Regions from separate parts of the Homo sapiens genome. Here region 1 is linked to region 2. Evidence: read pairs that join two places in POLR2A ChIA-PET (ENCODE). Cell type or tissue: IMR-90. All regions are shown on one strand. Links, peaks and the distances in the headings refer to the core of each region. The heading gives the core; the rest is flanking DNA. Region 1 holds the start of TTBK2-AS1 (TTBK2 antisense RNA 1). Region 2 overlaps TTBK2 (tau tubulin kinase 2).

What was found. Peaks named below come from ENCODE experiments on the same cell type or tissue, not always from the same donor. Only the 100,000 strongest peaks of a DNase experiment are listed, where the experiment ranks them.
Region 1: POLR2A ChIA-PET joins it to region 2 with 5 read pairs; 3 of 35 experiments call an interaction of 5 or more read pairs at or near these places.

Annotation. Positions count from the first base shown.
Region 1 is chr15:42,736,722-42,752,764 of GRCh38, forward strand. It overlaps TTBK2 (tau tubulin kinase 2), which reads right to left. Exons shown (of 15, transcript NM_173500.4): 14 at 15,253-16,043; 15 at 2,009-9,536. The coding sequence ends at 9,074. It overlaps TTBK2-AS1 (TTBK2 antisense RNA 1), which reads left to right and starts at 2,397. Exons shown (of 3, transcript NR_186317.1): 1 at 2,397-2,514; 2 at 4,732-4,842; 3 at 5,281-6,481. CDAN1 (codanin 1) reads right to left here and starts at 407. Exons shown (of 28, transcript NM_138477.4): 1 at 292-407; 2 at 1-59. The coding sequence starts at 381. RefSeq lists silencers at 14-153, 344-593. In IMR-90, for the core only: no CTCF peak of the experiment used is centred there; no DNase peak of the experiment used is centred there.
Region 2 is chr15:42,882,937-42,898,979 of GRCh38, forward strand. The region is part of intron 1 of TTBK2 (tau tubulin kinase 2); the gene reads right to left. Among named protein-coding and RNA genes, the nearest start is that of TTBK2, 30 kb to the right of the region's middle. RefSeq lists an enhancer at 6,545-7,417. In IMR-90, for the core only: no CTCF peak of the experiment used is centred there; a DNase peak (open chromatin) is centred at 7,805; H3K27ac peaks cover 1,072 bases.

The sequences.
Region 1 (16,043 bases), core at 6,051-10,050, 150 kb before region 2:
ACGAATTCTTTCCGCAGGGCCCGGAGTGAGCTCAGCGCGGCCGCCTCCCCAGCGTTATCCTAGGGCAGAAGCACAGGTGGAGGGGCGAGAGGGTCAGCCGCCGGCCCGCGGGCCGTGAGCAGCCGGGGCCGTAGGGCGCGCCTCGGGTGGGCGGCCCGGGCAGCGGCGCCCAGTTGGAGTGCACTCGGCCCGGCTGGCAGCCAGGCGCCCTAGAGGAAGGGGACTGGAGGGCTGGACTCCACTGCGGGAACCGGCTTCGAGTCAGACCTGGGGGCGTGTCACCGCTGTTACCTCCGAACCCTGGGTGCTGCGCGCGATCCACCGCACGACGGCTGCGACCGACACCTCTTCTCGCAGCAGCGACTCCAAAACGGCCGCCATCCCGGTCGGGGCGCTCTGGGGCGACTGCGCAGGCGCCGGCGCGCCGCGGGCGGCCAGGGAGGGGCGGGGCCGGCGGCGGGGAACGACCGTTGGGTCGCGGGATGGGGAGGGACCCGGCTGGCGGGGCGGGGCGGAGCCGGCTGTTGCCCAGACCCACGGAGTCAAGGCCTCGCTGAGTCCTCAACCCCGGCCGAGAGGCCGGTTGTTAGGAGGTGAAATGTGGATCACAGCGCCTGGGGAGGCCCACCTTGGCTGCCCGCCCTGGAGCGACCTGAAGGGAGGGATTCGAGCTGGGAGTGGGGCTGCCGCGGGTCGGACGCCCCTCTAGGGAGACCCAGGACCCGGGAGAGAGGTAGAGGGGAGCAGAGACAGCCACCAGCTTCTATCTTCTGCTCTAAGCACATTCTTTCACGAGTTTAAGTTTCCTAGATCCAACTGGCACCACCCCAGAGAAATTATAATCTAATCTTTCATTTTGACTTTGTTCTTCTCAAAGGCCGATTTTTCAATCCCTTGGCCGAGCAGTACCCATCGGCTTTTCAGCGCTCACCATCAACTGACCATTTAGGAAAGAATTATTTCTAGGAGGTTCTTAATAATCCCCAAGCCACAACCCTTAAAGTGCCTCGGGCCACCCTGCACACAGAATTGCTTGTATGTAGCTTTATTTACTTAAGTGGGTTTACATGAGGTTAATATTTCAACTACTTTGCAGTTTAGATGTCAGTAAGCATATCATGATTAGCTTCTGGGAGCTTGAGGTTTGTATTTTTGGGTTTGGTGTTTTTTGTTTTTGTTTTGTTTTTTTTGAGACAGGGTCTTGCTCTGTTGCCCAGGCTGGAGTGCAGTGGCGTGAGCACGGCTCACTGCAGCCTTGGCCTCCTGGGCTCAAGCAATCCTCCCGACTCAGCCTCCCTAGGGCTATAGCCCAGCTAATGTTTTGGCCGGGAGAGGGCAGCAGATCCAAAGTGCTGGGATTATAGGCGTGGGCCACCACGCCCGGCCTGAGTAATTTCTTAATCTCCTTTATTTAATTTTATTTTGAGATGGAGTCTCGCTCTGTCACCCCCGGGGCTGGAATGCAGTGGGAGGCAGAGGTGGGCGGATCACGAGGTCGAGAGATGGAGACCATCCTGGCCAACATGGTGAAACCGTGTCTCTAATAAAAATACAAAAATTAACTGGGCGTGGTGGCACGCGCCTGTAGTCCTAGCTACTGGGGAGGCTGAGGCAGGAGAATCGCTTGAACCTGGGAGGCGGAGGTTGCAGTGATCCAAGATCACGCCACTGCACTCCAGCCTGGGTGACAGAGCGAGACTCCATCTCAAAAACAAAACAAAACAAAAAAACCTGAGAGAGGATTTTGAAGGTTGCTGCTCAGTGACAAATCAAGCAAGGGAATCCAAGCGGAGAAAAACAGATGGCACGAACATTCCATGTCAAACCAAACCAGGAGGGGTGAGGCAGTGCCCTTGTGAATGCCTCCTGAGAGTTGCTCTGGTTCAAAGGAAGGTTACGGGCGGAAGGATGAGGGTGGGGGTGCAGGAATCTCTCTAGTGGCAGAAGGGGTATTTCCTATGGAGAAGGAAAAAGTACCTCCAGCCAGACAGAATAATGGACTAAAAAGGAGCTTTTAATATTTTAATTTTATTACAGGAAAACATCTCCTAACTGCAGGGACACTTAACACCTAGCTTCTATTCAGTCCTGGGCTGCTTTTTCTAGGGAACTTCTAGATGTGGTACTGCATTTACAGTAACACTATCTGCTCCCCGTTGATCTTGTAACATCTGGTGTATTCAATAACTTTATTAAATTAGAAAAATATTTTCCACTTTTGAAATCCAGACCATCACACAAACAGAACTAGATTTTGCATGCGGAATGAATATTTTATTACTAGGTTATAAAAATAAAATACAAAATAATTTTAAAACAGAACTTAAAACACTGTACAAAGCTTTAATATGATACAAATGGGAAAATTAAATAAATAATTACACTTTTATGTACAGGTGGCCTATACAAAAGCACTCCATGTTTCTGCCGATACTCTGTCCTTGGTTGCCTGAGCAAAATTGTATAAAGGGAGCTGCTTGGAGGGGAAAGGAACACAATAAAACGCCTCTGGAGGTATTTCAAAGAGTAGTTTCTCATCTCTCTGATTTCAGGAAGAGGAGAAGAGAGGGAGAGAAAAGTGGAATTATTAAAGTCATCTAACTCATTGGTCTTGTTCAACAAGAAAGAATTCTGGTTTGTGGCTGAATCTGATTTAACAGCTGCCAATAGCTCATTACTTCTAAGATGTATATCTAATTCAAAACTAGATGCTCCCCCCTCCCTCTTTTTTCCCTAAAAGCTGGGAACTTGTAAGTAAATGGCCTAGTGAAATAGACACTGGCTATTTTAGAAAAAGGGTCAGAAGGTAGACCAGGAACTATGTATCAAGGAGAAGTAAGTGAGGCTCAAGCCCAGGCCACCTAGGCTGTGTTTATTCAGTCCACCCAATCCAATGTCAAAGCCCCAAGTGGGCCAGTGTTACCTTTATCTTCCCATCTTTGTATTTCTGAAAGCTTTGTCACCTCAGTGGACTACTTTGGCTGATGAACAGTTCAAATAGAAGATTGTTTTGGAAAAAGTCCCAAGGGCTTTCCCCTTCCTGGGTAGCTCCCTATAAGTCAAATTCAAGTTCTGGTAGCCTTGTTTACCCCTTGTAGGCGAGTGAAGAATGCCCACACAGAGTTCAGATGTGGTGAAATGCTGGGCATTGATTCCTCAGGATTTAAACTGCATATTATTAGAGAAAAAGAGCATCATATGGCAAGGGTAGTCTATATAAAAACTTGGTTTACTCAATGTTTTTAATTAGGCGAGTGAACACTTATGTACATAATATTAAATAATATTAAACTAATAAAAAGAGAGGTAAAATTCCTATCCATTGTTATTGTAAAATTATATCATCAGCAAATTCTATAGTCACATGGGCTCAAAGATCTGCCTCATCCAATCTTGTTCCCTAGGTCAAGGAACCCAGAGCCAGGGTACCTGGGAGGCATGGTCAGCATCGCCAGTGTACATATATTCTGTGCCCATACTACCACTAACGCTTCCAGCTGAAGAGGAGGCAGAAAACCGTTACATTGCACAGGGCCATGAAAGGAAAGGCTTCACTACTTTTACATGTTACCTTAAGACCAAAGATCCAGCAAAGTCTAAGGAAATATCCTAATCATTACTGTGTAATGTTACTTTTTTGCTATTCAGTGTCTTGAGATTGTGTGGAAATTCAAGGTGACCTGATCTTGTCACATACTTTAATTTTCTGATCCAAATTTGCTGAAAGGGAATAATTAAACATCAAGCTTAAATATTTTTTTAAGTAGGAGCAGACAATCACAACTGAATTAGAAGACGTCTTAATGGGCATAGACTTTATTTTTGTTTTACTTTTTTTTTTTTTTTTTTTTGAGACGGAGTCTCACTCTGTCGCCCAGGCTGGAGTGCAGTGGGGCGATCTTGGCTTACTGTAATCTTCTGCCTCCCAGGTTCAAGCGATTCTCCTGCCTCAGCCTCCTGAGCATCTGGGACTACAGGCGCCCGCCACCATGCCCAGCTAATTTTTTGTATTTTCAGTAGAGACGGGGTTTCACCCTGTTAGCCAGGATGGTCTCGATCTCCTCACCTCGTGATCTGCCCGCCTCAGCCTCCCAAAGAGCTGGGATTACAGGCATGAGCCACTGCGCCTGGCCTTGTTTTACTTTTTAAAATTTCTGTGAGCTGCTCTAGAAAACTAAAGGACGAAAACTTTACTGTCATAATTCCAAGTTCAGTCAGGGATTTCTCAGAATTGAGGTGTGCAGCATCCAGATTCCCCTTTATGTGGATAGGGATCCCTGTGCCATGTCTTGCACTTACCTAAGAACTATAGGAATTCTCCATGTACCTCCTACAGTTTTTCTAGCAGTGTTGGACAATGGATTCTAAAGGTTCCTGAGACTTTGTTAAATTTCTCATAATTCCAGAGGGAAGGCCAAAATATTGAGAATACTCAATGATAGGATGAGTTTCCACTCTACTTCCTTATCCTCAAGGCACACACCAGAGTTCCACTGGGTGAGGACAGGGAAGTAGGATGTCCCAACACCCTCTGAGGGTTTTCATGCATTAATCCCGCCATATGGGCTGATGGTTGGAACTGCCTTTAGTTCTCTAAGTAAAGGTCTAAAAATGCACCTGTGGTTTCTGAACTTGGGTATACGCTGATACATAAGGACTACCATAGAAGTTACATGCCTTAATCCTGTAATACTTTTGTGTGGTATCATTCTGCTAATATATTGTCCACAGGGCCAAACCCCAAGTTACACAGCGCAACAGTACTTGTCAACCACTCCATCTCCTCAGTGACACAGGTGCTAAAGTACCTCTCCCCTGAGGCAAAGTCCCGACACATCTGTGGTAAGTGCACATAAACAGAAATGGGCAGATTTTGAAAGTGAATGCAAACAACTTAATTCCAAAATACATAAACATGACAGAAGAAGTGGTTCTCTAACATATGCCATGTTTGATCAATATAAAGAATAAGTTTTTAAAATATAAAAGACTTTGATCTCCAAGACTAAATCTAGACTTATCTGCAAATAAGTAAATTTTCAAACAGCCAGGGGAAAATGCATTTTTTTCACCGAGTCTCACTAAATCATTCTGAATTCTGGATCCTGCTTCTCGTATCACCAATTCCTAATGTTAGGAATGTAGAACTGTCTGCTCTTGGGGAAAAAAAAAGCATCTGTTTTTAATTCAAAGCTCTGGGTATAGAAAAACTAATTATGGTTTTAGCTATCTGTGTCTGGGTTTATAAAACATGCACCAATGTACACTTTCTCCTTGTAGATTGAATGCAACTATAGAAGTATTAGCATAAAAATATGTGGCCTGGAAGGAATCTCTGAAGATACTGAAGAACCTCAAGTTCCCTACATTGCTAGGAGCCAAGGGAAGGAGACACTGTACACCTAGAGCGCTGAATTAGCAGCTGAGGTTTTAGTATTTGAAAGCAAATAATATAAAGCGAGTAATGTCTACAGTGGGTCTCAGTTACCATTTGGCTACTTATTTAGGACTCGATTAACTTGGCAACTTTTACAAAAAACATTCACATCACAACATGCAACTTAAAAAACAGTTAATGTAACTATGCCACTGTCAGCAAGGCCAGCTTGCATACCAGAGTTAAGAATGAGAGTGTCTGTCTGCCTAGGGCTTAACATTCAAAGATATTTATAATCTGTGTTTTAAGGTTAAATTTTATATGACCCAGTTTTCCTTCTTTGTTCACTATACACTAAAATTAAACGCCTCTACGCTGTGCAAGAAATCACTATGTGTGATTTTACTATTTCAACCAATCCATAGACCCTGAGGATTTGGCAGCAGAATTCAGGAGAAATGCTACCTAAAGTGATTGAGCTGTTGCTAATTCTACCTTCTGTTCCACTCAAGTACCTCCAGGGACTAACAAGGGAAGGCAAGGGCAACTGTGACTGACTAGGTAACCAGCTATTCTGTTGTGACAGAAGAAACCAGGTAATACTTGATTTTCAAAAGATAATTTTAACTGCTGCCCTATACTACTTTTAGTATAGTTTGGCTTGACCTTAATAGCCATGTCCCTCATCTTAGATAGAATAACCAAATTGGTTTAAAATTACTTGATCTATGTCACTGAAACCTGAAATATGCCATCACTAAGAGAACCCCCAAATAAAAAATAAAGAACTAAAAAACACAACCAAACCAAATCAAACCAAAAACCTCATTCTCTGTATCATACTTTAAAACTAAAATAAAAATCCCTGTGTCACAGGTGCTTGCTCAGGGCTGCCAACTTCTATTTTTCACCTGAGAGACATCTAAAAGCGCAAACTATGCTTGTAAAAACCAAAAAGTAAATCTCTACATAGGACAATACTTATAAGCAGACCTATTGATACCACTTATATATAATTAGTCTGTTTTCTTTAGAAAGTATCAGAGCAGAAACGTCTTTGGTTAATTCTTTCCTCTACATGCAAAATAAAATATTCTTAAACGATGGACTGTTTATCTCTGGATCTTGATGAGTTTGTCAATGCCATTTAGAAAAGGGGACAACACACTAGAAAAGTTGAGATAAAAATGGAAGGAACCAAGAAAGAGAGAAAACATTCAGTTGCCACATTCCCATCACTGTCAGTTCCAACTGCCAGCAGAGAAATGCCAATAAGAAATAAAATCACACACACGTACCACAGTTGTAGCTTCATCAGCTTTTCCAATGATTACTACTAGCATATTTCCGACTAAAGGGGTCAGGATTTAAAGCTAGCTACTTTTAGCACAATTTAGCTAATGCAACAGAAATATGACAATTTCTTCATTATTCCCCCGACCCCCTGCAAAAAAAGTGAGATGAAAAGAGGAAAGTAGAATGGCAATTTTTAAGAAATGTTTTAAAAATCTGTCAGACTCATCATCATCCCAGTTTATCCACTCTAACTATAAGGAGAGAACTATGTGATTAACATGACAAATCTCTGAACCAGTATTACAAGCATGTCCCTGTAATTTTTTCCCTATTAAAATCTTTTTGAAATGAAAATTAAATAACCTATCTTGGCTTGTTAAATACTGCCCACCCTTGCATTGTACACAGGGAAGGCAAGAAGACTCTGAGGTGTCACATGCCAAGAACATAGTTTCAGAAAATGAAGATAGGCAAGGCCCAAGTGTACATGAGGCACACAATAGAAAAGGAATTTCGCCATCTGTGATCTCGAAATTACAAATGGAGAATGACAAAGAATGACTCTATATAAGGATATGTCTCTCTATATATTTATAAATATTTATATAATTTACCATGAAGACATGCAAGTAGTGTTATAGCAACTATTATACAATATAATACAGAAGGACTGATCTTCCAATATTACAGTTGCTTTAGATAAACAGCAAGTATGTCTTATCTATTGCATTCCTCTGGAGTGTTTGAAACTGGAGAGAAATTAAGATTCCACACTATGCTACATTTCTTATAAGAGACGTTATATGCCTCAATAGTGTTTTGAGTTTGTTTTTTTAAAAAGCTCAACACAGATAAAGAGAACAAGAGAAGTTCAGTGCAGCTTCAGGGCAGCTTTGATGCAGCATTAGAAGATGTTCACTTGGGGAGGAAATGTATTCCTTTCTTTTTTTTTTGTTTCCCAATTCAACTGTATTAGGTTTGGCAGCAAACACAAGGTCAAACAGAAAGCACATATGTTTGCTAGAAGGCAAATTTCAACAGCAAGCAGACCAATTTACCTGACCTTAATAAGGTCTTTACAACACAAAACACCTAGAGAGTATAAAAACAGCCCATTTTAAAAGTCTGGTAGACTTTCATTTGCCTGATTCCTATTAGAAGAGTGAGATTAGAACAAATATCTTCCTCTTTACAGCTTCGTAAATTGAGATTGTATGAAAATCAGGCCAAGAAGCCCAAATGTTGAACTAAAACACAGGAGAAGCAGGTAATAAAACATTAAAAAAGAAATATTTGCCTAAATTTATTTCCCCAGATATTAATTCCTTATTGGCTAAATGTATAAAATACAAAGTTTGAGGATTCTAAGCCTCAATAATATATCTAATTTATTTCTAAATCTCAAATCACAGTCCAAAGCATTGTGCTTCCCTCGTATCATCTTGGATGCTGATATTACAAACAGTTGGAACCCAGAAGACTTAAGGAAGCAGTCTACTCTGGTCAGTTTTCCTTCTACTCAAGTTTCTAAAGGAGGACACTTAACAGAGATGAAAGGGCATCTTCTATCTTGAAGGCTATTAACCCACACTTTCTTTCTCTCCCTAAACACTAAAGCCTGCAAAATAGCTCTAGTTAGACTTTTCTTTCCTTTACCTAACTTTCTTATTTTTCATAATAAAAATGTAATATGTTAAGAACTCTTGCTCTAAAAAAAAAAAATCAGGGGGACCTAAAAAAAAGTAATTGGATTTGATAGTACAACTAGGACCATAAAATAAAAGCAGAGAGATTGAATCAGACGAGACATACAAAATTTTAAAAAAAAATCTGAACTCCAGGGAGGGTACTAGGAATGAGGCAAAGTAAAGGTGTTCATTCTCAATACACGAAATAAACACACAAGCCAAATATACATGAATACTGGCTCCCTGGCAACAGACTTCTTATATAATCTAATATCTGATCAATGACTCTTCAGGGTGGGAAAGTTTTGAATGAAAATATCAAACAAGAAGTTTCACTTTTGCTATATAATCTTTGAATTGAGGCTTAAAAAAATTAGGCAACCCCCCTAAAATTCCATTCTATCTCCTATCCTCAACTCTTTTGTTTCAAAGGCAGCTTAAAAAATGAGAGCTCATTTTAATGAGTTTCTCCCCCTTGGATTTTTGCTCTATTTTTCCTTCTTGTACAAAGACATTGATTCCTAATCTACTTGCTGCCTGCCTTAGGTAATTCCTTATCATGTATTATGTCTTCTTATAAATAATTGATCATGTTACTTTCTTTTGCAAGAGAAGATCAACACTGATTTTTTTACATAGAAAGTACAGGGACACACATGCATCAGGTTTAGGAGGAAGATCTCACACCTTTCAAAGAGATGCAGCCTGGCTCCTATCTGCTGAGTTTACTGGCTGGCTTACTCTTCCCTTGGGGGGTTTTAGTGCTGGCTGAGTGGTGGTGGAGGCTGCCGGATCCTTTCAGGCCATTCTTGCTGGGTTTGCAATGCTCCTGTTGGCAGGACCTCCTGGAGGAGGAAGATCCTGAGTGGCTGGGAGGTGACTTGCTTCTCCCCAGATGTGGGGACGAACTCCTCTGGTCATGGTGGGGCCGTCCAGCCCTAGATGGTGAGGAACTAGACGTGCGAGGCAAGGATGAGCTTCGAGGAGAGGCACTGGGACTCCTGCGAGGGACAACTGGACTCTTGGGTGGTGTTTTTGGATTGTGAGGAGATCCTGGACTCTTGCACTGAGTAGTGCTCCGGGGTTTCTGAGATCCATTTTGAAGAATTTGGGCCAGGCGGGAGAAAAGGTCTGAGTCGGAGTTACTACTCCCTAGGACTTTATATCTGCGTAGCCTTAAAAGAACAGAGAAAATATATTTTAATTTTAATTCATTTCAAGTGTGCCTAAAAAGTCACAATGTCCCAAAATCATAATGTGAATGTGTAGAAATCAGAAAATAGACTAACAGGATACAGGGTTACTCTGTCATATACTAGTTGTATGACCCTGGACAAATTCTTCAATCTCTCCCTGCTTTCAATGGGAATACTGTCTATCTCACAGGGTCACTGAACAGACCAAGGGCAGTGACCCAAGTACGTAGATGAACATCTGCCATGAAGAAGCCCTTAAATGGTATTCGTTCCCTTCCTCCTATGCCATGTTTATTCTGCTAATTTTCAGATGAATTTAACTAGCATGTTAAATTGTCTCTAGCATGTTAGCACATAAGACAGAGAGTAAACCATACTGTGTAAGGATGTTAGGACAGGAATCCTACAAACACGAAATCCCACAATGTAAGTGTTTTTTTTTTTAATTTTCTTTTTTCTGCCAAGGATCTGTCACCCCTAAGTCTTCAACATGAACTACACTCAGCAACAGGAGGAACTACAGATAAATGTACATTCAACTCATTTAATAATTTACAAGAGAAAAGAGTAGTCATTGGTTTCTGTGGACCTCAGTTTCTATTCCTGTCAATAGTCTGGGATTAAGGAGGGTGGAGGCTGGAACTGACTGCCCACTCCATACTGGCAACTGAGCTTGGGCCTCAGATTTTTTTTTTTTTTTTTTTTAAACAGGGTCTTGCTCTGTCACTCAGGCTGAAGTGCAGTGGGATGATCACAGCTCACTGCAGTCTCGACCTCCTGGGCTCATGCAATCCTCCCACCTCAGCCTCCTGAGTAGCTGGGATGACAGGTGTGCACCTGTAGTGCATGCCTGGCTAATTTTTATATTTTGTGTAGAGACGGTTTTGCCACATTGCCCAGGCTGGTGTCAAACTCCTGAGCTCTAGCAATCCTCCTGTCTCAGCCTCCCAAAGTGCTGGGATTACAAGCATGAACCGTAGTGCCCCGGCCCTTGGGCCTCAGAATTCTTAGAGTATTCATATGAATAGCAAATGTCTTCTTTGTCCTAAATGTCTTTCTGGTTTGGCCTAAGAATCAAAGAAAATGGAACATATAAAAGTGTTTTTATAAACTACAAAGCAGTGGTCCCCAACCTTTTTAGCACCAAGGAGCAGTTTCGTGGAAGACAATTTTTCCACGATGGGGGGAGGAGGGGCAAGGATGGTTTCAGGATGAAAGTGTTCCACCCCAGATCATCAGGCATTAATTAGATTCTCATAAGGAGCGTACAACCTAGATCTCTCCCATGTGCAGTTCACAACAGGGTTCACGCTCCTATGGGAATCTGATGCCACTGCTGATCTGATAGGAGGCGGAGCTCAGGCGGTAATGCCTCCTGCCGTGCAGCCCTGGGGTGGGGAGGGCCTGCTATAAAGCAGTCTACAATATATTTTAGTGGCAATGCCAAATTACGTAGTGAGAAGGACCCTAGGGCCCCTCTAATAATAAAACTATGGTAATGGAAAGTGTACAGCAAAGGAACAGACAAATGAATGGAACAGAGCATTGAATCCAAAAAGATCCCCATGTTTCTATGGGAAATGAGTATTGCAATATCACTAACTACTTGGAAAAAAACTTCACATCATATATAATGATACACTTTAGATCGATAGTAAATTTATACACAAAGCACAAAACTATAAGGGTACTGGAAATTACTACCTTTTAAAAAATATTAGGGTTGAAGGACCTTCCTATGCATGATATAAAACACAATTAATAAAAAATGTTCAGTTCCATGAACACTAAACTTTTCTATCAAACCAAAGGCACTACAACCCAAGTTAAAATTCAGACTAGGATAAAATATCTTCAATATAATTTGCAGAGAAGGGGGTTAGTTACAGAAAATAACCCAGGGCACGGTGGCTCACACCTGTAATCCCAGCACTTTGGGGGGTTGAGGTGGGTGGATAGCTTGAGGTCAGGAGTTCGAGATCAGCCTGGCCAACATGGCGAAACCCCATCTCTACTAAAATACAAAAAATTAGCTGGGTGTGGTGGCAGGTGCCTGTAATCCCAGCTATTCGGGACACTGAGACAGGAGAATCGCTTGAACTTGAGAGGCAGAGGTTGCAGTGAGCCGGGATCGCACCACTGCACTCCTGCCTGGGTGACAGAGCAAGATTCCGTCTCAAAAGAAAAAAAAAAAACTAACCCAATAGAATGTTTTGACATGAAGACAGACAACAACTCATAGAAGGATCCTCCCACCTCAGCCTCCCAAGTAGCTGGGAATACAGCTGTGTAGCACCCGTGCCTGGCTAATTCTTGTAGAGATGAGGTTTCACCATGTTGCCCAGGCTGGTCTCAAACTCCTGAGCTCAAGCAATCTGCCTGCCTCAGCCTCCCAAAGTGCTGGGATTACAGGTGTGAGCCACCACATTTGGCCCTGGAAAGCACTCTTCACTGGTTTACCACCTCCCAATATTTTCCCCTCTTCCTCAAAATATAAACATTCTGTGGTCAAATATATCAAGATAATATTTAAATAAAAAGTATAGCATGCAGTATATACTAAAGCAGTATCTTTACTATGTATGGTTGTATATACCATCAGACCTAGGGAAATCTATAGGATTTTTTTGGTTTAATTCATTATAATCAAGATAAACAGCACTGTTACCAGGGTCCATTTATCAAATCATGGACAACGTATTCTTCACTAGCATTTGACATCATAATGGCATTATGGGACATAATGGGATTCTGACTGAACAAAGCTAGAAAATTGCTGATCATCAAAATGCAACTGGAGACAGACATAATCTTTATTACATGCTAAGCAATGTACCAACTCCTAGATGATTGTGGCTTTGTTTCATTCTCCCAAAACTATTAAGCAAATATTTTGCCCACTCCGTAGATGAGGAAATGGAGGTTCTTACTGCTAGAAAGTGGGAGAGCCAAAAATTAACCTGGATCAGAGAAGATTCTGGGAAGACAGTAGAGTAGGAAGCACTAGGAATCTGTCTCCCCACCTAGGCAACTGCACTGGCAGAATCTGTCTGATGTAATTATCTTGGAAATCTGGAGTCTACCAAAGGCTTGCAACTTCCAGGAGAAGGCTTGGACTGTCAATTACAGTTAATTTTAGTCTATTTCAGATCTTAGCACAGTTAACAGCTACCCATCCCCCATTCCCGGCCCCATGGCAGGCAGCTGTGCACTTATTTCTGGAGCAGTGTGCACACAGCTTACAAGAACCAGGTGGGCAAAAAGAACCCTGTCCTCCAATTACTGGGGATCTGTGCTCTGATTACTCATTGCTGCTTCTGATCACAGAAGAGCAGAGAAAGAGGTAGGTAGTAACTCTTACATTTTTCCCCATTGTTACAAACTGGTTCTCCTCTGGCTGAAGTGACTGCTAGGGGATTAAAAGGGCCAGTCCTCTTTTTTCTTCTTCCCTCATTTTTCTTTTTTCCCTTCTTCGGAGCCAGATATTAAAGACTTGTATATTCAAAACCAACCACATATACTGGGGAAATCAGAAAGCTACTATGCTTAGTCAGGAAAAAGTACAGGCTTAGAAAAGGTCTGAGACCTTAGGTTTACATCTCAGGCTGGTCCTCAGCACAGAGACAGTCTACAACCATCAAAAAAACAAACAAACAAATTAGCTAGGTGTGCTGGCATGCACCTGTAGTTCCAGATACTCAGGAGGCTGAGGCAGGAGGATCACTTGAGCCCAGGAGTTAGAGGCTGCAATAAGTCATGATTATTCCACTGCACTCCAGCCTGGGTGACAGAGTGAGATCCTGTCTCAAAAATAAAAAGAAACAAAAACAACCCACAGCAAATCCCGAAGAAAGGGGAAAATCTTATTTTCAGAGTTACCACATTATTAGATTCAAATATCCAATTTTCAACAAAAAAAATAAAAAAACTTACACAGAAACAGGAAAGGATGGTCCATTCCAAGGAGAAAAAAATGTATCAACAGAAATTGTACCTGAAAAAGACCTGATAGCAAAGCTACTAGACAAAGACTTTGAAACAACTCTCTTAAGGATGCTTGAAAAACTAAAGAAAGACACGGAGAAAGTCAAGAAAACAATGTATGAACAAAATGGAAATATAAATAAGAGACAGAAAACCTAACAAGAACCAAAAAAAATTTGGAACTAAAAAGTACAATCACTAAAATAAAAAATTCACTAGATGGATTCGAGAGCAGATTTGAGCAGGCAGAAGAAAAAATCAGCAAACTTGAAGACAGGACAATGGAAAGTATTGAGTCTGAGGTACAGAAAAAAAAAGGAGTAAAGAAAAGTAAACAGACAATAAAGGGCCTGTGGGGCCATCAAGCAGACTTGCATGCACATTGTGGGAGTTCCAGAAGGAGAAAAGAGAAAGAGGCAGAGAGAATACTTAAAAAAAAGAAAAAAAGCCTGCAAACTCCCCAAAAGTCATAAGAGACATGAATATACAACATCCCAGAAGCTCAACAAACTCGAAGTAGGATGAACTCAGAGACCCACAATGAGACACATTATAATTAAACTGTCAAAAGACAAAGACAGAGAATCTTGAGATTCTCAAAAAAATTATCAGAACACTTCTCATCAGAAACATTGAGGCTGGAAGTACTTTAGTACTTTAAAGTACTTCTTTTAAAATACTAAAAGAAATGTCAACTAAGAATCCTATATCTGGCAAAACTGTCCTTCAAAAATGAGGCAGTAATTAAGACATTCTCAGATAAAAGCTAAGGGAGTTTGTTACCACCAGACCTGTCTTGCAAGAAATGCTAAAGGGAGTCCTGTAGGTTGAAATGAAAGGGCGCCACACAGGAACTTGAAGCCATATGAATAAATAAAGATCTTAATAAAGGCAAACACATGGACAGTTAAAATTCCACATTTTGTTTTTTACATAATTTAAGAGATTAATGCATTTTAAAAATTATTAGTTTATGTGTTTGAACACACAATGTATAAAGATGTAATTTTGTAACATCAACAGCTGAAAGGAGTGGGGATGGAGACTGAAAGGAGCAGTTTCTGCATGATATTGAAGTTAAGCTGATATAAATCCAAATGAAAGTGTTATAACTTTAGAATATTAAGTGTAACACAACAATGTGAATGTACTTACTACCACTGAACTGTACACTTAAAAATGATTAAGATACAGCTGGGCACAGTGGCTCAAGCCTGTAATCCCAGCACTTTGGGAGGCCAAGGCAGGTGGATCACTTGGGGCCAGGAGTTTGAGACCAGCCTGCCCAACATAGCGAAACCCTGTCTCTAGTTTAAAAAAATAAAATAAAATAACCTGGTGTGGTGGCAGGTGCCTGTAATCCTAGCTACTTGGGTAGCTGAGGCAGAAGAGAATCTCTTGAACCCGGGATGCAGAGGTTGCAGTGAGCTGAGATTGAGTCACTCCACTCCAGCCTGCGTGACAGAGCGAGACTCTGTCTCAAAAACAAACGAAACAAAAGATGCTAAATTTTATGTTATGTGTATTTTACCGCAATAAATTGGAAAAAATCTGATTACTTCTACTGCACTAGGCTGTAAGGCCTGGGAAAGGCAGGAAAGAAAGATACTGAGAAGGGGGCAACACAGAAATGTTGCCATTGGTGGACTACAATAAAGCAGATATAGAAATGGTGTTACACACTTAACACAGGGAGAGCACACAGCATTACCTGGCTTCTACTCCAGGCCTCGTGGGTGGCTTTCCTGGTGGTGGCCGAGGAAAGAACTGAGACGAAGTTGAGCTATTGACCTGATCTGTGTTGACCCATGAAACTGGCCTTGGAATTTTGCTCTTTCTAGACTGGGAGATGATGGGTGACAGAAAGCTATCTTCAGCTGACCTACTCAGGTGAGAATCTACTGTCAGTCTTGAAAAGGGAGTGAGCACTTCCTCCTCACAAAAGGGAGCAGGAACAGTAGCTAGTTTCTCCTCTAGCAATTTATCAGAGGCACTTGAGAGGTCGCCAAGGAAGGACTTGAATTGTCTTTTTTCCACCAGAAGCTTGACTAGGTCTGGCTGATAGGCTTTCTTTTGGAGGAGCTTTTCTTTTGCAGAAACTGGAGAGGATGATTCCAAAGTTGAGTCTATCTCTTGTGCTAAAACAGGGATTCGGCTGTGTCTAGTTACAAAGGATGACCTAACCATATCCTTCCGGGTTGGGGCACCATGTTCATTCTCTGAAACACAATGAAATAGTTCTCCATTTCTAGGGGTGATTTTCTCTCTCTTGCCCTCTTGGTGCAAAAAAGTAGAGAGGTCTCCTTGATGACCTGGCAAGTCTTCACTCATGATGTCATCATCCTTAGATATCTTATTTTTTTGCATTTCTGCCACTTGGCCTATCTGACCTTCAACATGTGGGTCAATGTCTCTGGAAGAAATTTCTGAAGTTCCAACTGTCAGAAGCTTCATTATCTCATTATTTTTGTCTTGATTTGGCACCACACTAAAAGTCTGTGT
Region 2 (16,043 bases), core at 6,025-10,024:
GCAATGGAGGAAGAGCAATAGAAATCCAGGGAAGTATAAGAGCCTGATTTTCTCCTCTTGAGTTCTCAAAAATATGCTTGCAAGTTAAAGGCAAAAATTAAAAACTGGCTGAAGGGATTTCCAATGTAAACAGATATAACACTACTCCAAAAAAAAGGTAGAGGGCTGGGCGCGGTGGCTCACACCTGTAATCCCAACACTTTGGGAGGCTGAGGCAGGTGGATCACCTGAGGTCGGGAGTTCGAGACCAGCCTGACCAACATGGAGAAACCCCGTCTCTTCTAAAAATACAAAATTAGCCAGGTGTGGTGACACATGCCTGTAATCCCAGCTACTCGGGAGGCTGAGGCAGGAGAATTGAACCCAGAAGGTGGAGGTTGCGGTGAGCCGAAATTGTGCCATTGCACTACAGCCTGGGTGACAAGAGCGAAACTCCACCTCAAAAAAAAAAAAAAAAAAAGTAGAATGGTAAAGGGACTCATGTAAAGGGACTCAAGATTGCGGTTAGGTTTCTGCGTTATTTTAGGTAATGTAATATTCATATTATGTAATATTTATATAACATTTAATATTTAATGTAATAACTCTAAGTAGATGGTAAAAAGTAGATATATCGTAAGCCCTATAGCAACCGCTTTAAAAACTACACAAAGAGATATCAGGAAAAGCAAAAAAAATAAAAATAAAGTGGAATACCAAAACATGTTAAGATAATCCAAAAGTAGACAGAAAGAAACAGAAGAACAAAAATAAAGGGACAAACATAAAACAAATAATAGAATGGTTGACCTGAATCCAAACTTACCTGTAATTACCTTAAGTATAAATGGCATAAACACACCACTGAAAAGACAGAGATTAGCAGGATAAATATGATTCTATAAGAAACTCACTTCAAAAATAATATGTAGGTTAAAGTGAATATACTTAAATACCACTGAAAATAATAACAAAAATAATACTATTATTATGTAGGTTAAAAGAAACGGGAAAAAAGTATACCATGCAAATATTAACAAAAGAAAAGCTGGAGTATCTATTATAATATCTGACAGTGTTGACTTCAGGGCAAAGAAAATCACTGGAGATAAAAAGAGATACAGAACCATGGAAGAGCCAATTTACAAAGAAATTATAAACATGTATGCACCTTAAAAAGACCATCAAAACACATGAAATAAAAATCAATGAACTGAAAGGAGAAACAGACAAATCCGTGGTTATAACTGGAGTAGACAAATCCATAGCTATAACTGAAGACTTCACTCTTTTCCCAAATAAATAACTAGACAGAAAATTGTCAAGAATACAGAAGCTAAAACAGTACCATTGGGGTATAATTGTAAAATATATTTGGTTGTGATATTGTGGCTTATATTAATAATAAGAAATATAAATATTTGGTCTTTGTCCCTGGTTCTTGTTCAGCGCTCATAAAGCCCTTGTAATTTCTGAAGTGACTGGGGTGCTAGGAGCATCTTTTGGTATAATATTTGGTTTTTATACTCGGTTCCTGAAATAGCTCCAGATAGATAAAAGATGATAGGAGTGAATTTTGTTATTCATAACAAGCCCCTTTCAACCACATCTGGGATTTTGTTAATGAGGTGACTTTAGGAAACCTTTAAAGATAGACGGCTGGTTGCCAGGGGAACCAACCCTGTGATTAGAGGGCTGGAACTTTCGGCCCCACTCACAAGCTCTGGGGAGGAGAGAGATGCTGAAGGTTGAGTAGATTTCCAATGGCTAATGGTTTAATCAATCAGGCCTTAATGAAGTCTCCATTAAAAACACAAAAGCACAAGTTTTGGAAACTAATAAGTGTCAGGCCTCTGAGCCCAAGCTAAGCCATCATATCCCCTGTGACCTGCACGTATACATCCAGATGGCCTGAAGCAACTGAAGATCCACAAAAGAAGTGAAAATAGCCTTAGCTGATGACATTCCACCATTGTGATTTGTTTCCCCCCACCCTTAATAAGGTTCTTTGTAATCTCCCCCACGCTTAAGAACATTCTTTGTAATTCTTCCCACCCTTGAGAATGTACTTTGTGAGATCTATCCCCCGCCCACAAAACATTGCTCCTAACTCCACCACCTATCCCAAAACCTATAAGAACTAATGATAATCCCACCACCCTTGCTGACTCTCTTTTCGGGCTCAGCCCACCTGCACCTAGGTGAAATAAACAGCCTTGTTGCTCACACAAAGGCTGTTTGGTGGTCTCTTCACACAGACACGTGAGACATTTGGTGCCAAAGACCTGGGTCAGCAGGACTCCTTCGGGAGACCAGTCCCCTGTCCTCACCCTCACTCCGTGAAGAGATCTACCTATCACCTCAGGTCCTCAGACCAACCAGCCCAAGGAACATCTCACCGATTTTAAATCGGGTAAGCAGCCCTTTTTACTCTCCAACCTCTCTCACTACCCCTCAACCTCTTTCTCCTTTCAATCTTGGCGTCACCCTTCAATCTCTCCTTCTCTTAATTTCAATTCCTTTCATTTCTGGTAGAGACAAAGGAGACACATTTTATCCGTGGACCCAAAACTCCGGCACCAGTCACGGACTCAGGAAGGCAGCATTCCCTTGGTGTTTAATCATTGCAGGGACGCCTGCCTGATTATTCACCCACGTTTCAGAGGTGTCTGACCATGCAGGGTCACCTGCCTTGGTCCTTCACCCTTAGCAGCAAGCACCGCCTTTCTGGGGGGCAAGTACCCCCCGACCTCTTCTTTTGGTGTCTCTACCCCTTCTCCACTTTCCTGGGGGGCAAGCACTCCCCACCCCTTCTCTCCATGTCTCTACCCTTCTCTTTAAACTTGCCTCTTTCACTATGGGCAACCTTCCACCCTCCATTCCTCCTTCTTCTCCCTTAGCCTGTGTTCTCAAGAACTTAAAACCTCTTCAACTCTCGCCTGACCTAAAATCTAAGCGTTTTATTTCCTTCTGCAATACCGCTTGGCCCCAATACAAACTCGACAGTAGTTCCAAGTGGCCAGAGAATGGCACTTTTGATTTGTCTATCCTGCAAGATCTAGATAATGTTTGTCAAAAAATGGGCAAATGGTCTGAGGTGCCTGACGTCCAGGCAATCTTTTACACATTGGTCCCTCCCTAGTATTTGTTCCCAATGAGACTCATTCCAAATCTTTCTTCTTTCTGTCCTATCTGTTCCTTCAGTCTCCACCCCAAGCTCTGAGTCCTCTGAATCCTTCTTTTCTACGGACTCATCTGACCTCTCCCCTTCTCCCCAGGCTGCTCCTCGCCAGGCCAAGCCAGGTCCCAATTCTTCTTCAGCTTCTGCTCTCCCACCCTATAACCCTTCTATCACCTCCCCTCCCCACACCCAGTCTGGCTTATGGTTTTGTTCTGCGACTAGCCCTCTCCCACCTGCCCAACAATTTCCTCTTAAAGAGGTGGCTGGAGCTAAAGGCATACTCAAGGTTAATGCTCCTTTTTTCTTTATCTGACCTCTCCCAAATCAGTTAGCATTTAGGCTCTTTTTCATCAAATACAAAAACCCAGGCCAGTTCATGGCCCGTTTGGCAGCAACTCTTAGACGCTTTACCGCCCTAGACCCAGGCGGGCCAGAGGCTGCCTTATTCTTAATATGCATTTTATTACCCAATCCGCTCCCGACATTAGAAAAACTCCAAAAATTAGATTCCGGCCCTCAAACCCCACAACAGGACCTAATTAACCTCACCTTCAAGGTGTACAGTAATAGAGAAGAGTTGCAACTACTTGACTCTGCTGTGAGAGAAAACCCCAGCCATATCTCCAGCACACAAAAACTTCAAAACGCCTAAGCCACAGCGGTCAGGCGTTCCTTCAGGACTTCCTCCCCCAGGATCTTGCTTCAAGTGCCGGAAATCTGGCCACTAGGCCAAGGAATGCCCACAGCCTGGGATTCCTCTTAAGTCGTGTCCCATCTGTGAGGGACGCCACTGGAAATTGGACTGTCCAACTGGCCCAAGGCTCTGACTTACTCCTTCCCAGATCTTCTTGGCTTAGCAGCTGAAGACACACTGCCCAATCTCCTTGGAAGCCTCAGATGCTTTGGGTAACTCTTACAATGGAGGGTAAGTCCGTCCCCTTCTTAATCAATACGGACGCTACCCACTCCACATTACCTTCTTTTCAAGGGCCTGTTTCCCTTGCCTTCATAAGTGTTGTGGGTATTGACAGCCAGCCTTCTAAACCTCTTTATACTCCCCAACACTGGGGCCAACTTGGAAAACATTCTTTAATGCACTCCTTTTTGGTCATCCCCACCTGCCCAGCTCCCTTATTAGGTCAAGACATTTTAACTAAATTATCTGCTTCCCTGACTATTCCCGGGCTATAGCCACACCTCATTGCTGCCTTTTTCCCCAGTTCAAAGACTCCTTCACATCCTCTCCTTGTATCTCCCCACCTTAATCCACAAGTATAGGATACCTCTACTCCCTCCTTGGCAATAAATGATGCACCCCTTGCCATCCCATTAAAACCTAATCACCCTTACCCCGCTCAACGCCAATATCCCATCCCACAGCACACTTTAAAAGGATTAAAGCCTGTTATCACTTGCCTGTTACAGCATGGCCTTTTAAAGCCTATAAACTCTCTTTATAATTCCCCCATTTTACCTGTCCAAAAACTGGACCAGTCTTACAGGTTAGTCCAGGATCTGCGCCTTATCAACCAAATTGTTTTGCCTATCCACCCTGTGGTGCCAAACCCATACACTCTCCTATCCTAAATACCTCCCTCCACAACCCATTATTCTGTTCTAGATCTCAAACATGCTTTTTTTTCACTATTCCTTTGCACCCTTCATCACAGTCTCTCTTCACTTTCACTTAGACTGACCCTGACACCCATCAGGCTCAGCAAATTACCTGGGCTGTACTGCCGCAAAGCTTCACAGACAGCCTCCATTACTTCAGTCAAGCCCAAATTTCTTCCTCATCTGTTACCTACCTCGGCATAATTCTCATGAAAACACACGTGCTCTCCCGCTGATCGTGTCCAGCTAATCTCCCAAACCCCAATCCCTTCTATGAAATAACAACTCCTTTCCTTCCTAGGCATGGTTAGTGCGGTCAGAATTCTTACACAAGAGCCGGGACTGCACCCTGTAGCCTTTCTGTCCAAACAACTTGACCTTACTGTTTTAGCCTACCCCTCATCTCTGCGTGCAGTGACCACCACTGCTTTAATACTTTTAGAGGCCCTCAAAATCACAAACTATGCTCAGCTCACTCTCTACAGTTCTCATAACTTCCAAAATCTATTTTCTTCCTCCCACCTGACACATATACTTTCTGCTCCCCAGCTCCTTCAGCTATACTCACACTTCGTTGAGTCTCCCACAATTACCATTATTCCTGGCCCGGACTTCAATCCATCCTCCCACATTATTCCTGATACCACACCTGACCCCCGTGACTGTATCTCTCTGATACACCTGACATTCACTCCATTTCCCCATATTTCCTTCTTTCCTGTTCCTCACCCAGAACACACTTGGTTTATCGATGGCAGTCCAACCAAGCCTAATCGCCACTCACAAGCAAAGGCAGGCTATGCTATAGTAGCTTCCATATCTATCATTGAGGCTACTGCTCTGCCCCCTCCACTACCTCTCAGCAAGCCGAACTCATTGCCTTAACTCGGGCCCTCACTCTTGCAAAGGGACTATGCATCAATATTTATACTGACCCCATATCCTGCACCACCATGCTGTTATGGGCTGAAAAGTTTCCTCACTACACAAGGGTCCTCCATCATTGATGTCTCTTTAATAGAAACTCTTCTCAAGGCCTCTTTACTTCCAAAGGAAGCTGGAGTCATTCACTGCAACGGCCATCAAAAGGCATCAGATCCCATCGCTCAGGGCAACACTTATGCTGATAAGGTAGCTAAAGAAGCAGCTAGCATTCCAACTTCTGTCCCTCATGGCCAGTTTTTCTCCTTCTCATTGGTCACTCCTATTTACTCTCCTACTGAAGTTTCCACCTATCAATCTCTTCTCACACAAGACAAATGGTCCTTGGACCAAGGACAATATCTCTTTCCAGCCTCACAGGCCCATTCTATTCTGTCTTCATTTCATAATCTCTTCCATGTAGGTTATAAGCCACTAGCCCACCTCTTAGAACCTCTCATTTCCTTTCCATCATGGAAATCTATCCTCAAGGAAATCACTTCTCAGTGTTCCATCTGCTATTCTACTACTCCTCAGGAATTATTCAGGCCCCCTCCCTTCCCTACACATCAAGCTCAGGGATTTGCCCCTGCCCAGGACTGGCAAATTGACCTTACTCACATGTCTTGAGTCAGGAAACTAAAATACCTCTTGGTCTGGGTAGATACTTTAACTGGATGGATAGAGGCCTTTCCCACAGGATCTGAGAAGGCCACCGTGGTCATTTCTTCCCTTCTGTTGGACATAATTCCTCAGTTTGGCCTTCCCACCTCTATACAGTCCAATAACAAACCGGCCTTTATTAGTCAAATCACCCAAGCAGTTTCTCAGGCTCTTGGTATTCAGTGGAATCTTCATACCCCTTACCGTCCTCAATCTTCAGGAAAGGTAAAACGGACTAATGGTCTTTTCCCAAAAACTCGCCAACCAAGCAAGTAATTACGCTAAACCCCCTTGGGCAGTCTCTAAGTGGATGTCTTGGGTCCTCCCAATTCTTAGTCCTTTAATATCTATTTTTCTCCTTCTTTTATTCAGACCTTGTATCTTCCGTTTAGTTTCTCAATTGATACAAAACCGCATCCAAGCCATCACCAATCATTCTACACGACAAATGCTCCTTCTAACAACCCCACAATATCACTCCTTACCCCAATATCTTCCTTCAACTTAATCTCTCCCACTCTAGGTTCCCACGCCACCCCAATCCCACTTAAAGCAGCCCTGAGAAACATTGCCCATTATCTCTCCATACCACCCCCAAAATTTTTCGCCACTCCAACACTTCACTATTTTGTTGTATTTTTCTTATTAATATAAGAAGACAGGAATGTCAGGCCTCTGAGCCCAAGCTATGCCACCATATCTCCTGTGACCTGCACGTATATATCCAGATGGCCTGAAGCAACTGAAGATCCACAAAAGAAGTGAAAATTGCCTTAGATGATGACATTCCACCATTGTGATTTGTTTCTCCCCCACCCTTAAGAAGGTTCTTTGTAATTCTCCCCACCCTTGAGAATGTACTTTGTGAGATCCACCCCCTGCCTGCAAAACATTGCTCCTAACTCCACCACCTATCCCAAAACCTGTAAGAACTAATGATAATCCCACAACCCTTGCTGACTCTCTTTTCGGACTCAGCCTACCTGCACCCAGGTGAAATAAACAGCCTTGTTGCTCACACAAACCTGTTTGGTGGCCTCTTCATATGGACATGAGACAATAAGCATATCCATATGTTGTGAGGGTAGTGTATCCTAACTTCATGAGGAAAGAAACTCCTGCTCTGAGGATCCTTCCAGACTTTGCCCTATGTATCTCTTCACCTGTATCCTCATTTATATCCTTATTAGATAATAAACCAGTAAGCATAAATGAAGTGTTTTCCTGAGTTCTGAGAGCCATTCTAGCAAATTGCACTTCTCTGTCATTTGCCAGAAGTATTCAGTATAGTAGTAAGAACAGTTTATTTTTTCCTATCTTACATTTTTGTGTCAGAGGATTGGTATTCATTTCCAAATTCCTGGCAGTGCTTGGAATTTCCTAAGTGATATGAATGCCTTTGTTATGCTAATGAAGTGACTCCAAGCTTCAGGATGGGGGCTGTCACCTGAAAGCATATGACTACATGACTAGAACCTTCATCTCCACCTCCCAACTTCCAGGAAAAGAGTTACTAGTGATTGAGTTCAATCACATGGCCAATGATTTAATCAACCATGCCTACGTAATAAGCTCTTTTTGTTTGTTTTTTGAGATGGAGTCTCACTCCTTTTGCCCAGGATGGAGTGCACTGGCGCAATCTTGGCTCACTGCAACCTCTGCCTCCAGGGTTCAAGCGATTCTCCTGCCTCAGCCTTGTGAGTAGCTGGGATTACAGGTGTGCACCACCACGCCCGGCTAATTTTTTTGTATTTCTGGTAGAGACGGGGGGTTTTACCATGTTTGGCCAGGCTGGTCTTGAACTCCTGACCTCAGGTGATCCACCCACCTCGGCCTCCCAAAGTGCTGGGATTACAGGCGTGAGCCACCATGCCCGACTTTTTTTTTTTTTTTTTTTTTTAAGAGATGGGGTCTCACTGTCGCCCCGGCTGGAGTGCAGTGGTGCAAACATAGCTCATTGCAGCCTCAAACTCCTGGGCTCAAGCAGTACTCCCATCTCAGCTTCCCAAGTAGCTAGACTACATGCATGTGCCACCACACCCAGCTCATTTTACTTTTTTGTAGAGACAGAGTCTGGGTATGTTGCCCAAGCTGGTCTTGAACTCCTAGACTCAATCGATCCTCCCACCTCAGTCTCCTAAAGTGCTGGGATTACAGGCATGAGCCACTGTGCCCAGCCCTGAACTCTGTATATTAAAAACTCTGTAAATCTTAAATTCAGCTGGATAAAAAAGAAAAAAAAAAACAAACTCTGAACTACAAGGCTCAGGGAGCTTCCTGGTTGGTGAACATACTGATGTACCAAGAGGGTGGTGTACCCTGGCTCCACAAGTAGAGAAGCTCCCGTGCTTGGGAGCCTTACAAACTTATCATATAGTCCTCTTCATCTGATTGTTCATTTGTATCCTTTATAATAAAAAGGTAATTTTAAGTATAGCACTTTCATGAACTCTGTGAGTCATTCTAAGCAAATTATTAAACCCAAGGGGATTGTGGGAAGGCCCAAACTTATACTCAACCAGGGAAAATTTGAGTGGCTTGTGGCTCCAGTCTGAAGTGAAGGCAGCTTTGTGGGACTGAGCCCTGTAACCTGTGAGGTCTGCATTAACTTGACGCAATTAGTGACAGAATTAAAGCGAATTATAGGACACCCAGATGATGTCAGTGAACTTAATCAAAAACAACCATCAAACAACTGGAACTGACATTTACAGAACACTCCACCCAACAAAAGTGGAATACACATTCAAACTCACAAGGAACGTACACCAAAAGACTATATAATATCCCAGGTCACAAAACAAATTTTGCAAATTTAAAAGAACGGAAATCATACATACTATGCTCTCTGATAACAAGCTAGTATATTCTAGCTTAATGTTATTAAGCTAGAAATCAATAACGGCAAGATAACAAGAATACAAACACTTGGAAATTAAACTATAACAACAGGGCAAGGTGCCTGATTTTTATATAAATAACACTTTATTGGAACTAAGCCATGCTCATTCATTTATATGTTGTGTATGGCTGATTTTATACTACTAGAGCAGAGTTAAATAACTGCAACACAGACGGTATTACACTTAGGCCTAACATATTTATTATTTGGACCTTTAATAAAATGTTTGGCTGGGCACGGGGGCTCACACCTGTAGTCCCAGCATTTTGGGAGGCCGAGGCAGGTGGATTGATTGAGCTCAGGGGTTCAAGACCAACCTAAGCAACATGGCAAGACACTGTCTCCACAAAAAATATAAAAATTAGCCAGGTGTGTGGCACTCATCTGTGGTCCCAGCTACTCAGAAGGCTGAGGTGGGAGGATCTCTTGAGCCAGGAAGTTGAGGCTGCAGTGAGCTGTGATTGTAAGACTGCACTCTAGCCTGGATGACAGAGCAAGACCCTGTCTCAAAAAAAAAAAAAAAAAAAAAAAAGCCGGGCACGGTGGCTCACGCCTGTAATTTCAGCACTTTGGGAAGCTGAGGCAGGCGGATCACCTGAGGTCAGGAGTTCAAGACCAGCCTGGTCAACATGGTAAAACCCTGTCTCTACTAAAAATACAAAAATTAGCCAGGTGTGGTGGTGTGTGCCTGCAATCCCAGCTACCTGGGAGGCTGAGGCAGGAGAAATCTCTGGAACCCGGGAGGCGGAGTATGCAGTCAGCCAAGATCATGCCACTGCATTCCAGCCTGGGTGACAGAGCAAGACTCTGTCTCAAAAAAAAAAAAAAAAAGAAAGAAAGAAAAAAAACCAAAATGTTTGCCAATGCCTGTTCCAAATAAGCCATGGTTAAAGACAAAGTCCCCAGGCAAATTAGAAAATATTTGAATTGAACAAAAAGGAAAATAAAACATATGATATGCAGCTAAAGCAATGGTTAGAGGAAAAACTATAGCACTGAAAGCTTATATGAAAAATGAGGCCAGGTGCAGTGACTTAGGCCTATAATCCCAACACTTTGGGAGGCCAAGGCAGGAGGACTTGAGGCCAGGAGTTCAAGACCAGCCTGGGCAACCTATCAAGACCCTGTTACTACAAAAATTTTTTTAAAAAACTTAACTGCATGTGGTGGGTGCCTGTAGTCCTAGCTACTCAAGAGGCTGAGGCGGGAGGATAATTTAAGCACAGAAGGTTGAGGCTCCAATGAGGTATGATCACTCCATTGCACTCCAGCCTAGGTGACAGAGATGCTGTCTCTTAAAATATATATATAATATTAAAATAATTTTTAAATTGAAAATAAGCACGGAAGTTTCAAATTAAAACTATAAGCTTCCACCTAGGGGGAAAAGACAAACAAACTAAACCCAAAACAAGCAGAGGAAACAAAAGACAAAATAATAACAATGAAATTAAAACCAGAAACGTCATAGAAAAAAAAAAATCAATGAGACCAAAAGCCAGCTCTTTATAAAGATCAATACAATTTATAACCTTTTAGGAAATCTGGGAAAAAAGAACTCACAAATAATCAATATTAGGAATGAAACAGGGGTTATCACTATAGACTCCACAGACATAAATATATAATTAGGAAACATAATGAACAACATTATACACAGAAAGTGAACACAGACAACCATCAAAAACTACAAACTACCACAATTCACCCAAGGTGAAAGGGACCTCCTTAATAGTCCTACTAAAAAAATATGGGCATGATATGGTTTGGCTGTGTCCCTACCCAAATCTCATCTTGTAGTTCCCATAATCCCCCACATGTCATGGGAGGGATCTAGTGGGAGGTAACTGAATCATGAGGGCAGTTACTGCCATGATGCTGTTCTCATGATGGTGAGTGAGTCTCATGAGATCTGATGGTTTTATAAAAGGCAGTTCCCCTGCACACGCTCTCTTGCCTGCTGCCATGTAAGATGTGCCTTTGTTCCTCCTTTGCCTTTCACTATGATTGTGAGGCTTCCCCAGTCATATGGAACTATGAGTCCATTAAACCTCTTTTTCTTTACAAATTACCCAGTCTCAGGTAAGTCTTTATTAGCAGTGTGAGAATGGACTAATACAGGCCTAGATTTTTTTTCCAATGGCAAATTCTACTAAACATTTAAAGAAAAAATGAAACAAATTTTATACAATCTCTCCAAAAAAGAAGAGGAAAAAACACTTCCCATCTCATTTTATGAGTCCAGCATTAACTTGATATTAAAACTAGTCAAAGGATGGGCATTGTGGCTCATGTTTGTAATCTTAGTACTGTGGGAGGCGAAGGCGGGTGGATTTCTTGAGCCCAGGAGTTTGAGACCAGCCTAGGCAACATGGTGAAACCCTATCTCTACAAAAAATACTAAAAATTAGCTGGACATGGTGATGCACACCTGTAGCCTCAGCTACTCAGGAGGCTAAAGTGGGAAGATCACCTGAGCCCAGGAAAGTCAAGGTTGCAGTAAGCCAAGATACCATCACTGCACTCCAGGCTGGGCAGCAGAGTGAGACCTGTCTCAAAAAGAAAACAAAAAATAAGAGACCCATATCCCTTATAAACACAAACATGAAAATTCCTCATAAAGTAGTAGCAAACTGAATCCAGCAATACATAAAACGAATAATACACCACAATCCGGTATGGTTTATCCTGGGGATGCAAGGCTGACTCAATATTCAAAAATCAATTCATGCAGTACAGCAGATTAATAGTCTAAAAATGAAAACCACATGACCTATCATTTGATACAGGAGAAGCATTTGACAAAATTCAATATTCATTCATGGTATAAAACTCTCAGCAAACTAGGAATAGAAGAGAATTTTCTAAACCTAATAAAAGGCATCTAAAAAAACAAAGTTCACACAAACTGTCAGTTTTAACACAATTCCAATTGAAATCTAAGCAGAATGTTTCATATAAATAAGCTGACTCTAAAATCTATGTGGATAAGCAAAAATTACCCAAAATCTTTATTAAAAAATAAAGTTGGAGGAAACACACTACATGATTTTAAGTCTTACTGTATAAAGCTACAGTAATCAGATCAGTGAGCTATCTGCAAAAGGACAGAAATATAAACACATGAAACAGAAAAACAGTCCATTGAGGGTACAGGGTAGGAAGTGGGTCAGGATCAACAAACTACCTATTGGATACTATGTGTATTACCTGGGTGACAAAATAATCTGTACACCAAACCACTAAGACACATATTTACCCATGGAACAAATCTACACATGTACCCCTTGGACCTAAAATAAAAGTTAGAAAGAAAAAAAATAGAATGTATACATCAAAAAGATTTTTTTTTTTTTTTTGAGATGGAGTCTCGCTCTGTCACCCAGACTGGAGTGCAGTGGCAGGATCTCAGCTCACTGCAAGTTCCGCCTCCCGGGTTCACGCCATTCTCCTGCCTCAGCCTCCCAAGTAGCTGGGATTACAGGCGCCTGCCACCACGCCCAGCTAATTTTTTGTATTTTTAGTAGAGACGGGGTTTCACCGTGTTAGACAGGATGGCCTCGATCTCCTGACCTTGTGATCTGCCCACCTCAGCCTCCGAAAGTGCTGGGATTACAGGTGTGAGCCACCACACCTGGCCATCAAAAAGATTCCATTACCACTATCTAATCCCAGAACATTTTCACCATCCCAAAACAAAACCCCATACCCATTAGCAGTCACTCCCCATTCCCTTCTTCTCTCAGCCCCTGGAAATCACTAAATCTTTCTGTCTGTATGGATTTGCCTATTCTGGGCCAAATGATATTTGACAAAGATGCAAAGGCAATTCAACACAGAAAAGACAGGCCGGGTGTGGTGGCTCACATCTGTAATCCCAACACTTTGGGAGGCCGAGGCCTCAAGTGGATAACCTGAGGTGAGGAGTTCGAGACCACCCTGACCAACATGGAGAAACCCTGTCTCTACTAAAAATACAAAATTAGCTGGGTATGGTGGCACATGCCTGTAATCCCAGCTACTCGGGAGGCTGAGGCAGGAGAATTGCTTGAACCCGGGAGGCAGAGGTTGCAGTGAGCTGAGATCGTGCCATTACACTCCAGCCTGGTGACAGAGCAAAACTCTGTCTCAAAACAATAATAATAATAGTAATAATAATAATACAGAAAAGATAGTCTTCTCAACAAATTATGTTGAAACAATTGTATTTCCATATGTAAAAAACAGAACCCCTGTCTAAATCTCACACTCTACACAAAATGTAACTCATAATGTATCACAGACCTAAATGTAAATATACAACTTTTAGGGCAGGCATGGTGGCTCACACCTGTAATCCCAGCACTTTGGGAGGCTGAGGAAGGACTATCGCTGGAGGCCAGGAGTTTAAGAACAGCCTAAGCAACATAGCAAGACCCCATTTCTACAAAAGATTAAAATAAAAACAATTAGCCAGGCATGGTGGTACGTGCCTGTAGTCCCAGCTACTGGGAGGCTAAGGCAAGAGGATCACTTAGACGCCAGGAAGTCAATGGCTGCAGTGAGCCATGATCACACCACTGCACTCCAGCATGGGCAATAGAGTGAGACCCTGTCTCCAAAAAAATAAAATAAATAAATAAAACTAAAAGATTTAACATGTAATAGGTTTACTATTATTAAAATTTTTTTAATTTTTCAGTTTTAGATTTTTTTTTTTTTGAGACATTCTTGCTCTTGTCGCCCAGGCTGGAGTACAGTGGCACGATCTCATTTTACTGCAACCTCCACCTCCCGAGTTCAAGCGATTCTCCTGCCTCAGCCTCCCGGGTACCTGGGATTACAGGCGCCTGCCACCACACCTGGCTAATTTTTGTATTTTTAGTAGAGATAGAGTTTCGCCATGTTGGCCAGGCTAGTCTTGAACTCTTGACCTCGTGATTCACCCGCCTCGGCCTCCCAAAGTGCTGGGATTACAGGTGTGAGCCACTGCACCTGGCCACTTTTAGTTTTTAATACAGTAACTATCAATAGATATAAATCTATGTTAAAGAAAAAGAATATTTAGAGTACCAATAATTTTTAAGATTAGTAAGACGTCCTGAGAGTTTGGGAATGGCTAGATTATGTAACAGAGATCTATAATCATTTTTTTTACTATTAATAACCTTGATTTATGGTATATATTTGAATGAGTGAACACTTTTTAATACTCTACTATCTGAAATTTTACCAATCATTCTTTCAATAAACAAACATTTGACAAGAACCCCGACAATAGCTGAAGGAAATACGAGATGAGTAAGTCATGCTCCCTAGCCTTTTAGACAGGGTGGGAAAAAGATCTGATCTCCAGGGCAGCCTGACACATTAAGTTGAGAAGGATCCTGAAGCAAAGTCTGGGCTAAAAGGAAAGGATGCCATTATTGATTAGCTGGTCTTGGAAGGACAATAGCAACATTCATCCATTCGACAAGTATTTATTGAGAACATAAGATGTGTTTTAGGCATTTTTCTTTGAATAAATTCACAAGGAAAACCCATACAAGACAGGAGACAATGATAAAAATTTGCAAGTTGGACAGAAGATGTACAAGAGGTAACTGATTTAATGAATCTGAGAAAACTGAACTTATACCAGTAGTGGTACACACACACACACACACACACACACACACACACACACACACGGAACTTCCAATCAGCTTCACTACTCAAAAAAAGAGATAACCATCCAGGCGCAGCGGCTCATGGCAGTAATCCTAGCACTTTGGGAGGCCAAGGCAGGCAGATCCATTGAGCCCAAGAGTTTGAAATCAGCCTGGAAAACTTGGTGAAACTCCATATCTATAAAAAGTATAAAAAATTAGCCAGGTGTGATGGTGCGTGCCTGTTGTCCCAGCTACTTAGGAGGCTGAGCCAGGGATGTCGAGGCTAACTGCTTATGACGGCCTTCTCAAGTAAATGGGTAAGGGGATGACAAACAACTCCTCAAATGAGTAATCAAGGTTCAAGTTGTCATGATAATGGTCGTTTAAACCACTCATTTTGCCATAACTGATCCATGACCAGACCAAACAGAAAATACTGTACTTCTGGCCAGGTGCAGTGGCTGATACCTGTAATCCAGCACTTTGGGAGGCTGAGGCAGGAAGATCACCTGAGATCAGGAGTTCGGGACCAACATGGCAAAACTCCGTCTCTAAAGAAAATACAAAAAATAGCCAGTTACGGTAGCATGCACCTGTAGTCCCAGCTACTCGGGAGGCAGAGGTTGCAGAGAGCCAATCGTGCCACTGCACTCCAGCCTGGGCGGCAGAGTGAGACTCTGTCTCAAAAAGAAAAAAAAAAAGAAAAAGAAAAAAAAAGCATTGACAGAGTCATAATAACTTAAACTCTAAGTACTGGCCTAACCAAAATTAAACTCTGAGTACTGGCCTAAACTCTGACTACTGGCCTAACCAAAATTAAGATATAACATTATTGGAAAAATAAAAGGATCTAACTGTGCATGTGTAGTAGGAATGAGATGGGCAGTGAAAAAGTTAAATCATCTTCCATAGTGGAAAGCTGGTAGATAATGACTACAACTGAAAAATTAATCAGCAGTAACACAAGCATCTTAGTTTGAGATGTGGAGGTAAATACCAAAAGTACTGAAAGTGAATACTTCCCAAAGGATGAAAATGGGACACAGTGGAGAAGCCAGAAGACTCCTTTTTCAATAACAACTTGTATATAACCATTAAACTTTTAAAATTATGTGCTGTTAAAACTCTAATAATAAAAACTAATTTTAAAAAG